Regions from separate parts of the Mus musculus genome. Here region 1 is linked to region 2. The links are chromatin contacts, found by Hi-C or POLR2A ChIA-PET in ENCODE. All regions are on one chromosome and are shown on one strand. The core of a region is the stretch at or near the end of the contact, and the rest is flanking DNA. Distances in the headings are between cores, read along the strand shown. Region 1 holds the start of Grin2d (glutamate receptor, ionotropic, NMDA2D (epsilon 4)). Region 2 holds the start of Grwd1 (glutamate-rich WD repeat containing 1).

Evidence for each region. A loop is a pair of places that touch in the nucleus more often than their neighbours do. ChIA-PET counts read pairs that join two places held with the same protein, here RNA polymerase II (POLR2A).
Region 1: a loop to region 2 is called in a map of heart, with 3 times the contacts of the local background. The contact joins the promoter of Grin2d here to the promoter of Grwd1 in region 2. A Hi-C loop is called at or near these places in 4 of 37 maps with a recorded cell type or tissue (adrenal gland and heart). POLR2A ChIA-PET finds 5 or more read pairs at or near these places in 3 of 5 experiments (Patski and embryonic stem cell).

The regions. Positions count from the first base shown.
Region 1 is chr7:45,863,741-45,869,481 of GRCm38, forward strand. It overlaps Grin2d (glutamate receptor, ionotropic, NMDA2D (epsilon 4)), which reads right to left and starts at 2,941. Exons shown (of 12, transcript NM_008172.2): 1 at 2,372-2,941. The coding sequence starts at 2,827.
Region 2 is chr7:45,828,750-45,835,058 of GRCm38, forward strand. Grwd1 (glutamate-rich WD repeat containing 1) reads right to left here and starts at 2,040. Exons shown (of 7, transcript NM_153419.2): 1 at 1,846-2,040; 2 at 1,543-1,660; 3 at 1,233-1,395. The coding sequence starts at 2,032. It overlaps Grin2d (glutamate receptor, ionotropic, NMDA2D (epsilon 4)), which reads right to left. Exons shown (of 12, transcript NM_008172.2): 10 at 5,890-6,077; 11 at 5,500-5,732; 12 at 3,734-5,338. The coding sequence ends at 4,031.

The DNA.
Region 1 (5,741 bases), core at 1,691-4,190, 36 kb after region 2:
GGACAAGCACTATAGCGGCAAATGTACAGCCCCAGCTTCATCCTTTTCTGTTTCCCTGGTACTTACATGCGAGCCACCTTCAACACCTCCCGGCTGTGTGCTCTAACCTGCTGGCCCCGTCTGCACCCCCAGTCTCTGCCCTTGCCATCACCGTTGCTCTAGCCTAGACAACTGCAGCTCTCTGGCACTCTTTTCATCCCTGCTCATGTCTTTTAGTTTGTTCTCCAAACAGCAACCGAAGGGATCATTTCAGAATATTAACAGGAACACATCTCTTCTCAACTGAAAACCTTCCAATAAATTCTACTTTAGAATCAAAACCTGAGCCCAGGGCCCTGCATGAACCAAGCCTCCGTGCCCGTCTGAGCTCAGCTGCCTCCCCAGCTCTGCCTTGTTCTCTTTTCACACAGAATGTTTCTTCTAAGCTTTGCCCTCAGCAGTTGTCCCTCCTGGGGACACAGTCCCCAGTTCCTCCATGCCTAGCTACCCCTTATCATCCTTCAGGGCCCATGCAGATACCACCTCCTCTGGAGCCCTCTCTTGATTCCCATCTATTGCAGCCTTAGCCTCAGCCGTTCCTGCTTTCCCTTCGGGCAGATTTCACTATCTGTTGCTTACTTAGTTTGTCTCCCTCATTAGAGTACAAGTGAGCGCTGCCCCCCCCCCCCCAACTCAGTTTTATAATCCCGAACCTAACTAAACAGGCCCCAGGCCTCACACGCCTTCCTGCACCTACATGCAAACAGCAATCAGAATTTCTCCTTTGGCACATGCCAGTGGTTTAGTGCTGGGTACAAGACAGCTGTCCTGAAAAGAGGGGCCTTCCCAGCATGCATTGGAGACTCACAGACGACCTCACCCCTCAGAGGGGATGGCTATGAACAGACTAGGTCTTGGCACTCATTTAGCACAGCTGGAGCAGCAACGATAACACTTCCCCCCCTCCCCCAGGGCAGTGAACTATATATGTCCCTGAAGGTGACAGGCTACATACAAAGTGGATAGCAATTTTCAGTGGGGCACAGTCACCAACAATGGAAGCACAAGGGACTGTGTACACCAGTGTTCTATGGAGGGAGCAGCCAGGCCTACATATCTGCCTACAAATCTAGCCAAGAACAAAGAAGCCGGATAGAGGTCTTTCCCAGAATGTTTTGGGCAGACCTGAGGGCCCTCGGATGCAATGGTGCTCTGGGAACAAGGTCACAGGCCTTCCTAGCCGGCAACTGGTTGGTTTAGGTTCCATCCACCCAGGCGGCCCCATCCTTCAGCCAACCCCACTTCTAGGTTTCACTTGCTCCACATCTAGTACACCCCTTTCTCAGGCTTCATCTGCAAATTAGGGTAGTCCATGTCTCTTCTTTGGTACCAAAGGCCTACCACAACCCACTGTCCCCACCCAGGCCTTTGGGGGCAGGTCTCTTTCCAGGCTACTACCAGGACCAGTCTCTCCTGACTCCACTTCAGGTTTCTGGTTTTCTCTGGGTTCAAAATCCTCATTTCCGTACCTTTACAGTTTGACAAGCTCATTCTCAAACCCCACTTCAAGGGCCTACTTCCTCCTCTCTCAGCAAAGTCCTTTTATTACATCCATTGGAGTGGGTCTACCCTCGGCCTTCTCCACTGGATCCCTCCATCCTTGAGCACTAGCAGGGTCCTTGGGCTTGGCCTGCTTCTCATCAGTCCAACTCTCAGAATGCATGGCTCTGCTCTCATTCCTACACCTCTAGGCTCCAAGCCTCCAGCTAAGCCTCCCACCATGCCCTCCTTCAGCACCTAGTTCTCTTATCCTATGGTTCCCATCTCTGCCTTCCTGGACACTAGACTCCATCTCTTTCTGAACCCCATCCCTTTCCAACTGACTCTTCCCCTCATTGGTCCAAGAGCCATAACTCTAGTTTCTGACCTTGTCGTCACTCATTAAATCTATCTCTTCTGCCATTGGCTTTTCCTCAATCCTCATTGTAACCCACCTCTTTCCTGATTATTGATCTGACCCTTGTAGGTGACCCCTGAAAGGTGCTGTGAACCCCATAGAGCACATCTCTTCAAATCAGACTCCTCACTGTATAGACTTGACTTTTAACCACCAACATGGAAACTGACCAACGGACGGCTCCACCCCCTAGTTACTGTCTCCGTCCTTACAACCCCCCCCCCCCATCTTAATACAACCCGCCCCCCAAGTTATCATAGGTCCCGCCTCTCAAAGGTCTTTCCCTTCAGCCTACGCAGGCACTGCCCCTCGACGAACCTCCCGCCTCAAGTCAATCAAAACTACGTCCGATCCAAGACCCCGAGCCGCAAGGCCCCGCCCCCGAGCCGCAAGGCCCCGCCCCCGAGGCGGCCCGTCCCCCGCGGTCGCGCGCACCTTGGGTGTGAGTACGAGCGCGGCGCCGCCGTGCACGGCCACGATGGGCAGCGAGGTCTGCGCCGACAGGAAGTCGAGAATGGGCGCGACGGCGGGCGCGCGCGAGTCGTCCTCGAACACCACGCCGTGCACGCGCAGCCCCGACAGCAGGTCGCAGAGCTGCAGCACAAGGCTGCGAGGGTCGGAGCCGTTGAGCACCAGCGCCACGGGCCGTACGTCCAGGCCCGGGCTGCGCACTGCCGCCGCCACGGCCGGGCCCAAGCGCGCCGCCTCGGCCGCGTACGCCGGGCCAGAGAAGACCAGCGCCACGTTGAGCGGCCGCGCCCCGCCCGTGCCCCCGCCGGCCGCGCCCGGCCCCGGCACCTCCTCCGGGAACGGGCTGGCGCACGCCAGCGCCAGCAGCAACAGCATCTTAGCGGGGCCCCGAGGGCCGCGGGGGCCACCGGCGCCGCGCATCGCCTGCGGGCCCCGCCGGGCGGCCTCTGCGTGGACGGGAGGCGAGGGCAGAGCCCGAGGGGAGACACGGGAGAGACGGGGCGAGAGGGGAAGGTTGGGTGATGGAGAGAGGGAGGGGCCGACACGGAGGGAAACAGAGATGAGGGACAGAGATAAGGGAGAACGAGACAGAAGGAGGAGACAGAGATCGAGAAACAGAGATAGGGAAGGCGACAGAGACAGTGAGACCCAGATAGTGAGGGAGATGCAGAGTCAGGATGAGAGGGGAAAGTTGGGTGAGAGAAGGCGCGGCGGCAGAAGCATAGAGGGAGACAAATGAAGAGAGGGAGACGGGAAGAAATGGAGAGACAGAGAGGGAAAGAGGCAGGAAAGAGACATACAGAGACCAGAGACAAGAAGAGACAGCGGGAAAGGCAATGGAGGGAGTGGAAGGGAAAGATGGAACCCAAATAGAGGGAGGGGTGGGGGGGTGAGATGAAGGAATGAAATGTGGGAACCAGGAGGCACAAAGGCGGGAGGGGGTGAGTAATGGGGTCAGGGAAGATGCAGAGGTAAGAGGTGGGGGGAGAAGGCAGGCATGGAAGGGGCAGTGATCGAACAGATGGGAAAGAGACCCAGAGATGGGACAAAGACCAGGAAAAGAACGCCAGTGAGAGCAAAGGAGAGGGGGACAGCGAGAGAGATGGTCAAGGAGAGGGGAAAGAGTGAAGAGAGATGAAAGGCCAGGCTCACGGGGACACAGACCCAGGAGAGGGAGCACAGGAGAGGGAGCACGGCAGAGGATGGTAGTGAGGCAAGGAGAGATGCAGAGAGAAATACAGGGAGGCGGAGAGATGAGAAAGTTGCGGGGAATAGAAAGCAAAGCAGAGACCCACAGTCACCCAGAGTCAGGCACACACCAACCTCAGGAAGAAGGAGTGGAGATGGAGAGAGGCAAGCAGAGCGAATGGAATACAGAGAAGACAGAAATAGCAAGGCAAGGCGAAGCCCCAGACCCCCACCCGGGAGGTGCCCAGCACACATAAAAGCAAGGCAGAGGCAGGTGGCAGAGGAAATGGAAAGAAAAGGGCGAAAGTAAGGGGGAAACGGGAGAGGAAAAGGGGTCAGGTGTATGGGGGAGAGAGAAGGAGAAATTAGTTGGGTATCCAAGGAGAGACAATGCCCACCACCCTAAGCCATTCTTAGCCCCTCCTCCTGTCCCTGCCCCCCTCGTTTTCATTCTTGATGAAACTGAGTCACAGGCCAGTCTTGGGGTTGGGGGCACAGCTGTGGGGAGCTGGGGGGGGGGGTTGTCCCTGGCTTCCAGCCCAGAGCAATTTAGTAAATTAAAGGAAGAAGAGTGTTGCCTCCAGTGGCCCCTGTTGAATACTAGTTGCCTGGGGTGGGTGGGCCAGGATCCCAGGCTTCTGGGTACTAGGTTTGAGGAGGAGCCCTGGGGGCCTGATCTCTGCTCACATAAAGCTCCAAGGACCTGCACTGGGGGCTTCCTGAATGGGCCAGGGTCCAGATACAGAAGGGTTCTCTCTTGGCCGTCAGTCTCCTGTCTGGTTGCCATGGTAGCACAGGCCGGTCCACTCTAGACAGCAAGGGTTGGGGCAAAGGCACACACCCCCTACCCTGGCTGGAACCCTTATCTTCCAAATCATTACTCCACCTTTCTGGAGGTCCTGGGCACTTGTCTCCCCAGGGAAGGGGGTGCCCCCTCCTGCAGGCCATACCTCCTCCTGTCCCCCCTCTTCATTGCCTTTCCTTCCCAAGCAGCTGGCTCAGTCCCTGCTCAGAATAGCCCCCCTTTCTCCCCAAAATAACGCACAGCTGTGGCCTGGCCCCCGCGGGGTTAATACTGGTTCTCTCCCTTCCTGGTGGCTGCTCAGCCATCAGCCCCCTCCTCCACTTCTCAGACCCTAGCCTCTGCTTTTTTGGGGGTCCAAGGTCCTTGTCACTGTGAGGCCTAGGAGGACAGCCTCAGCCCCACCCCTGTCGGGAGGCAGTGTTTTCACATACAGGGTTCTTGAGGGCAATGTTTCTACCCAGCGCTTGTACCCCGTTATCAGTCCTCAGGAAGCAAAGTCCCCAGATCTCACATCAGAGCTGGCAAAGTCCATTCCGACCTCCACCTTATGAGTTTAGCCTCTGTTTCCATCCTACAGGGGCCTCAGAAGCACCCCGAGCCTGCTCCGTCAGGAGTGCTCACCCTCCCGAAATTCCTGACTGAACTTGGCCTGGCAGGTACCCCACCTCACCCAGCTCTGCAGTCCACTCATCTTTTTCTCAGGGCCTGGGCATCCTGGCCTCATCCTGTCCCAACACCGGGGAGTCTTGGTTCCTGTCTTGTTCTCCTTTAAGGAGCCCCCCCCCCTTTTGCCTCAGACCCCATCAGTCCCAACATCCTTCCAGCTCACTAGCTCTGGCCTTTCCAGTTGTTTCCCTCATATCTTGTCTATGGTGTAAGGAGGTAGGGGCTCTCTGTGTCTTTATTGCCCCCTAATCCATCATGGGGAGAAGCTTTGATCAACAGCTCCCCCTCATTGTGCTGCAGAGAGCTTCCTATTCCCCCCACTTCACACACACAGACACACACACAGATACACACACACACACACACACACACACACACACACACACACACACACACCCATCCCTATCCTGGAAGGGCATTCCAGAACCTTGAGGAAGGGGTGGCTGCTTGGGGCTGGGTGCCGGTCACTGGACGCCCTCAAGGTCCTTGGCAGGGGTATTAATAGCAGACTCATAGCTCTGAGGTGGGAGGGGAAAGCGAGAGGAGAGAGGGATAGCCAGGCATGGGAAGACTGATGCAGGGAGGGGTATAGAGAAGATGAGGTGGAGAGACTGACAGAGGTGGGATTCAGCTATGCGCAGCTGGGGACAGGGTAACATGTCAGAGGAATGGGAG
Region 2 (6,309 bases), core at 790-3,289:
CAGTTCCTGTCCTGACTTCCTTTGGTGATGAACAGTGATGTGGAGGTGTAAGCCAAACAAAGCCTTTCCTATCTAAGTTACTTTTGGTCACCGCATCTTATCACAGCGTTAGTAACCCTAACTAAGACATTCACCTTCAGTCTAAAACATTGAGACCCATGTTTGGCTGTCTCCTTCCTCACACCCATCTACGCTGCGCCTCTCAAAACTTTTCTAACCACCTGTACTGTGGCCACCCTTCCCGTGAGTTGTTCCTTATGTAATCAAACACTTTTGGCTCTCTGCAGTCAATTTTCCACACAGAAGCCAGCGGGAGCCTCTGAAAACAAGTACCAGACCAATCACTCCTCTACTTTACGTCCTCCACTTATTCCTAATTTCTCCTGAAGCAGAAACCAAGACTTACATTAGCCCACAAGGGCAAAGCAACCAGTCTTCCAGGCGCTCACCCTGCACATCTGTCACTGTCCCCGCTTAGTCTATTCTGCTCCACACACAGTCGCCTCTCCAGTTTCCCCTGAGATTCTGAATCATGTGTGCCAGGTGCACCCCAGGGTCTTGGCACTTTCGTTTTTCTTCTCTGCAAATCTGTTTCCACAAACACCCCAGCCCTGACACTTGCTGCAGGTCTCTAGTCCAAGAACACCGACTTACCCAGTCCTCCTCAAATTCACCATTTACAAAAAACAACTCTACCCTAGGAACACCCTTATACTACCACACTCAGCATCTTGTAACAAACTACAAGCTTTCTCTTGTTCCCTTTCCCACTAGTATGTTATGTTCATGGGCCCAGAGCTTTCTGTCTACAGGCTAAACCTTCTGGGAATAATGTAACAGATACAGGTCCAACAGAGACAGGTCCAGCTACGGGTTGGCTTTTGCTCTACATGCTCCTTGTATACCGTCTCCCTTTTTTGCTCATCTACCTGATCATAAAGTGCTCTATTTATTGAACTTGAGGTGAGCGCTCTACCACTAAGCTGCCTTTGAACTCATTCTATCCTGCCTCAGTTCCTAAGCAACAGCTCAGTAACACCCTTGCGTTTCACCACAATCAGGAGCTGTTTCAGCCTTTATTATCTGTTTATCAGCTCATAGAGTGAAAATGTCTGAAAATGAGGGGGGAGGGAGAGAAGCTGAGGGGCTGGAGGAGGTACTGAGAGACATTTGGATCTAGGGGGAGGGGTGTGCTGCAGAGAATCCTTAACAAGCCCCTGGAAAGACTGTACCCGAACTCGGTTGATGCCACCGTAGTGAGGAACCATGGCCAGTTCCAGCTGAGGTTTCTGCTCCTCCTCATCCTCTTCATCTTCATCTTCCTCATCGTCATCACTGCCCTCTGAGGGTGACGGCCTGGTGCCATGGAGATTGTGCATCCGAAGCATCATCAGTCTGGGGAAGCAAATACGGGTTAGAAACTGAGTGCCGGGATGTTGAAGGAGGAGGGAGGCTGGGGTCCCAGACTTTTAGGTCTGGCATTAGCAGAGAGCCCTAATGCGTGGGGCCTTGTGGATGTCTTGCAAAGGTCCTGGGTCTCACCTATTGCTCTGGGCGCTCTCCGCCTGGGTTCCCGCACACAGGTAAAGACTGAGAGGGAGCTCTGTCCGGTTGTCGCCCAAGTGATCTCGAACTATGTCAAAGCTGAGACAAGGGGCGCCTAGGGATGGGCGGGGAGATTAGAGTTGCTGAGTAGGAACGAGAGACTGGGAACTCGGCCTCCACCTCCTCCAAAGGCCGGCAGTCTGCAGGGTCACAATCCTCAGACTCCAGACCCTTCGTCCCCCAGACCCCAAGACAGGCCTTTCATTTCCCTGGACCCGAGAGTCAGGTCCCTCTGCCTACCAGTTTGCGCACGATGGTACAGCACGTAGGCCTCTTCATCCATTACCAGCTCCTCTCCCTCGCTCAGTGGCGGCCCTCTGCCGGGCAGGTAGACCTGGGATGGGCCTTCGGTTCCTGGGTCGCAGGTTTCAGCCTCCATGGGTTCTCCGGTTTCACACGTGCGACTCCGGCCCTTGCGCGCCGCCATCTTCGAACCTTCTTGCCCCGGACGCGAAGTGAGAGCGTCACTTCCGGGTTTCACCTCCCACAGTCTAAGACCCGTCCCACTGTACTGTTACCTTGGAAACCTGTGAACCAGCCAGAAGAAGGTAATGCGCAGAGAGATGGCCGCCACAAAGTAACCGCGTCCTGGCTCAGTGAGAAGACTTATATTAGGAGCAATTTTGTCTTTCGTGTGACCTTGGGGAATTCTTCCGCGCAGCAATGGCAAGACCTTCTGGGAGTTGTAGTTCTACAGAAGTCCTCGGCTTCAGAGCCCTCTCCATCTTCCACCTTTCATTCCCAGGGTTGTCTTTCCATTTAGTTAATTATTCATGTATGTAAACGAGCACTTACTGGCAAGGAGACTGGGCTTCTGTTCCCCGAGGACCTTTAAGGCCGATTTCTTCTCCTCTCCTTGTTATGATGGTTTTAAATTATTTCAAAATGCTTTAGGGTAGACAGGCTGGACATTATGTATAAGTTAGTGGATTGGATCTATCCTCCAGGGGCAGACCATTTCCCAACCAGGCATTCCCAGGGCAGCTCTGGTCAGCAGGCACTTAATCAGAAAGTCTCTCTTGAGGCTGCTGCTACAACTGAGTCAGCTCTCTTTATCTACCCATGTACACCCGAGTTTTGGTTAATTGGAGTAATGAAATATTGGAAACAGATCCTCACTGGTGAGATTAAGGAGATTCAAGGCGTGGGTTGGCCACTCTCCATTTGCATAAAATAACCCATCAAATCATTCTTGCCAGTAGCAAGGAGTAGGTCTCTAGATTTGGTCCTAATTTGTGCATCCCTTTTTGTATCTCTACTCTTGGGGGTGTTGTCTCTGCCCTGTCACCTCTCCACCCCTCTCCCCTGGACTCTTGCCGCTTCCTGGGGTTGACTGTGCTTTCCCCAATCTCCTGTTTTCTAGGACTGGGGACTGAACTCAGGGTGTTATGAATATTACAACACCCTGCCTCCGCTACACCACCAGCCCAGTTTCTGTTGTCTGACTGTCCTCCCTAAGGACTCAGTTCTCAGTTTCCATTTTTCTCCAGAGAAGTTGAAGGGACAGACACAGAACTCAGGCTTGGACTGAGGAGGCGTAAAAACATGGTTTTATTCCAAACACTGCAGTGTAGGAGCGGGAGAGGGGAGGAAAGGTCAGGTGTGGGCTCCCAGACCCTCCTCTCAGCCCAGCCTCAGACCCTGCTGAAATCTGGGAAAGGAGACCTGGGGGTGGAGTGTCTGCTGGATTATCACTGAAGGGTCACAAATAAGGGCTGGACTTGAAGATGTGATTGGTGGCATCTGGGGTGGTAGGTGAGTGGGGGGAGACAGGTAAAGGTAGGACTTTCGTGGAGGAGAGGTCATAGGTCAGAGCCAACAAGGATCTAAAAGGGAGGGGTCATTGAGGTCTGACATGAAGGGTCACAGTCTGGTCGGGGCACAGTCTGGGGTCAGATGATCATTTTAGGTGTTGGAAGTCACAGTCTGGGGTCAGGGGTTTCTGTGTGGCGGGGCCAAGGTCTGGAGTCACAGTTTGGCATACGCGTCTCACAGTTTTGAGTCCTGATGAATGAAAGGTTAAAAACAGGCTCCCCTAGAGGTGTGTCTGGGGCTAGGGAGCTGCACAGTGATGTGAGGGCCATGGCCCGGAGCGTAGGGGTGGGGCGCGGCGTGACCCCCCCACACCTCCCGCCAATCAGGTGACGTTAAAAAGCCCTTTTCGGGTTTAAAAAAGAGTCGGTGGGCTCCAAGAACCCCGCCCCCTTGCTCTCAGGATGGGTGAGATTTGGGCGACCGAGTCCCCTCTGGCTCATAGTTCCCCCAAGGCAAGGGGGTGGGGCGCAGGACGCTGCTCCAGGCGAGGTCCAGCCAGGTCCGTTTCTGTCCTTCCCAACCCATGAGGGTCTTGTCCACTTAGCGCGTCCCCTCGGGTCGTGGCCTGCGCTGACCGAGGGGGCGGCGGGGGTGGGGGGCCCGAGCCGCGTCATACCTCGGACTCCAGGCTGGAGAAGTGCGCAGAGCCCCTGCGTGTGCCCAGGTCCCCGCCCCGGTGTCTCCGGTGAGATGCGGTGGGCAGGGGCGGCCCCCAATGCGCAGCGTGCGGACAGCGGCGCGCGTGGCGCGAGGGCCCGGTGAGCCTGCGCGTGGGGGCCGCCCGTGGGCAGGAGCTCAGGTCCTCCAGCGAACGCGAGGTGGGCGCGGGCGGCGGGAGGTCCCAGCCACCCGCCGCGCGCCTGTGTCGGTGGTGGTGCGGTGCGGCGGCGGGCGCACGGTGCGAAGCCCGGGGGCGGTGCGGGTGCGGTCGCGGACAACCACAGCGCGCCCGGCGCCGGGGCGGTGGCCCCGCAGCCCAGGGTGGAGGCGGAGGCGCCCACCAGCCACCGTCTAGGCCGTCGTGCGAGCAGCTGAGATGGCGTGGTGGCGGTAGCAGCTCCAGGCTGGCGCAGTGGCGGCAGTGCCATGCGGGGCCGCCGCGCGGGGGCAGGTAGTCCCAGCTACCAGCGCGCCAGCCCCCGAGCTTGTCAACCGACCAGTAGCGGCCGGGCGGCGGCCCGAGGCGCTCCGCATACGGGTAGGGGAAGTCGGCGAACCACCAGGGCTCCAGGCCACCGAGCGACGCTCCGCCCAGGCTCTCCGAATCCTCGGAGTCCGAAGGCGAAGGCTCGAGGTCCAGGTAGGCGCACGGTGGTGGCGCGGCGCGGCGCGGCGGTGGTGCGGTCGGGGCCCCAGCGCTCGGGCCGCCCGCGCCCCCACCCAACAGCGGCTGGCTCTCGGGGTCAGAACGCGGCCAGCGCGAGGGCGCGGGCGGGCTCTCGTCCTCGAAAGCCAGGCGGCACAGTGGCGGCCCGACGGCGGCGGCTGCGGCGGCAGGCGGAGCGGGCGGAGATGGGAAGCCCGGGAAGGCGCCGGCGGGGGGCTCGGCCGGCTCTTGCTCGCGCACGATGGCGAAGTAGGAAGGTGGTGGCTTCTGTGGGGGCTGTGTGGTGGGTGGGGACAGTGGGCGTCCGGCTGCGCCTCTCGGTGCCGCGCGCGCCTCGCCGAGGCCCAGCCCCTGCGGCTCGATGGGGCCGTAGTATCGGTGGAAGCCGTCGGCTAGCGCTGCGCCCCCCGGGGGCCCTGTGCCCTTGGCCCGGCGCCAGCGGTCGGCGGCTGCGCGCTCTCGGGGCACGAAGGGTGCGGGGCCAGGGGGTGGGCGAGCGGCGGGATACGCCGGACTGGGCAGCGGCTGCGGCGGTGGCGGGGGTTTGGCCGGCGGCGGAGCAGCCTCAGCGCTGCAGCAGCTGTACATACCCTGTGAGAGACGGTGAGGGGTCAGCGGGTTGCCTGTACCCACTACCTATTCCCTATGCACTGGGCCTTGCCCGCGACCCCCATTAGTTATGTCTGACACCTCTTTCTCACTTTCCCACTCCCCTTCTCTGCAGGCCCCTGCCTCCTCGCTCCCTTTCTTACCCTGGAGAAGGCCAGTAGGAAATCCATGCGGTGGGTGGGCCCCAGACAGTGCCGCAGTCGCCAGTACACAAGGTGTTCCCAGGCGAAGACCAGCAAGGAGAGGCCCATGGCCACGAGGAGCATGTAGAAGACACCTGCCATGTTGTCGATATCCAGCTTGCTGCTCATCACCTCGATTTTGTCGTTGTGGCAGATCCCTGAAAGCCACAGCCGCTCCAGCATCTCAATCTCATCTGAGGATGAGGTCAGAGTCACTTATTAGGAGCACGCTCTCCTCAGATACAGAATCCAGGCCCCAGACCCTTCCAATCTTGAAAACCCTCCTCCCCAGGACCGAGGGCCAGCCCTCCCCTCTTCCAGAGTAGGACTTCATGCCCAGCCTAGCCGCACCGTCCCCCAGGAACTGCAGCAGCGCCAGGTCGATGGGCCTCTTCCAGCGGGAGCCCTTGTGTAGGGCGATGCCATAACCAGTGGTGGCGAAGACCTTGCCTGAGCCGATGGTGACCAGCTTGCAGCCCTCATCCTTTCGGGCCATGTAGTTGAGCACTGCTGCGTCATAGATGAAGGCGTCCAGTTTCCTGAGGACAGGGGCATGAAAGACAGGGTCAGTCTCATTTAGATGGCCTCACAGCCCTCCAGGAACACCTTTCACCCAGAACCTGCAACTGCCCAGGATCGCCTGAGCAGATATTCCCTGTGCCTCTTTCCAACATTGGGAAAAGAAGCATTATTGTAAATGCCACCAAGCCCAAGTTTTTGCAGAAGTGATAGTGCCTGGTGGGAAGGCGGTGCTGCAGAAATGACAGCCAT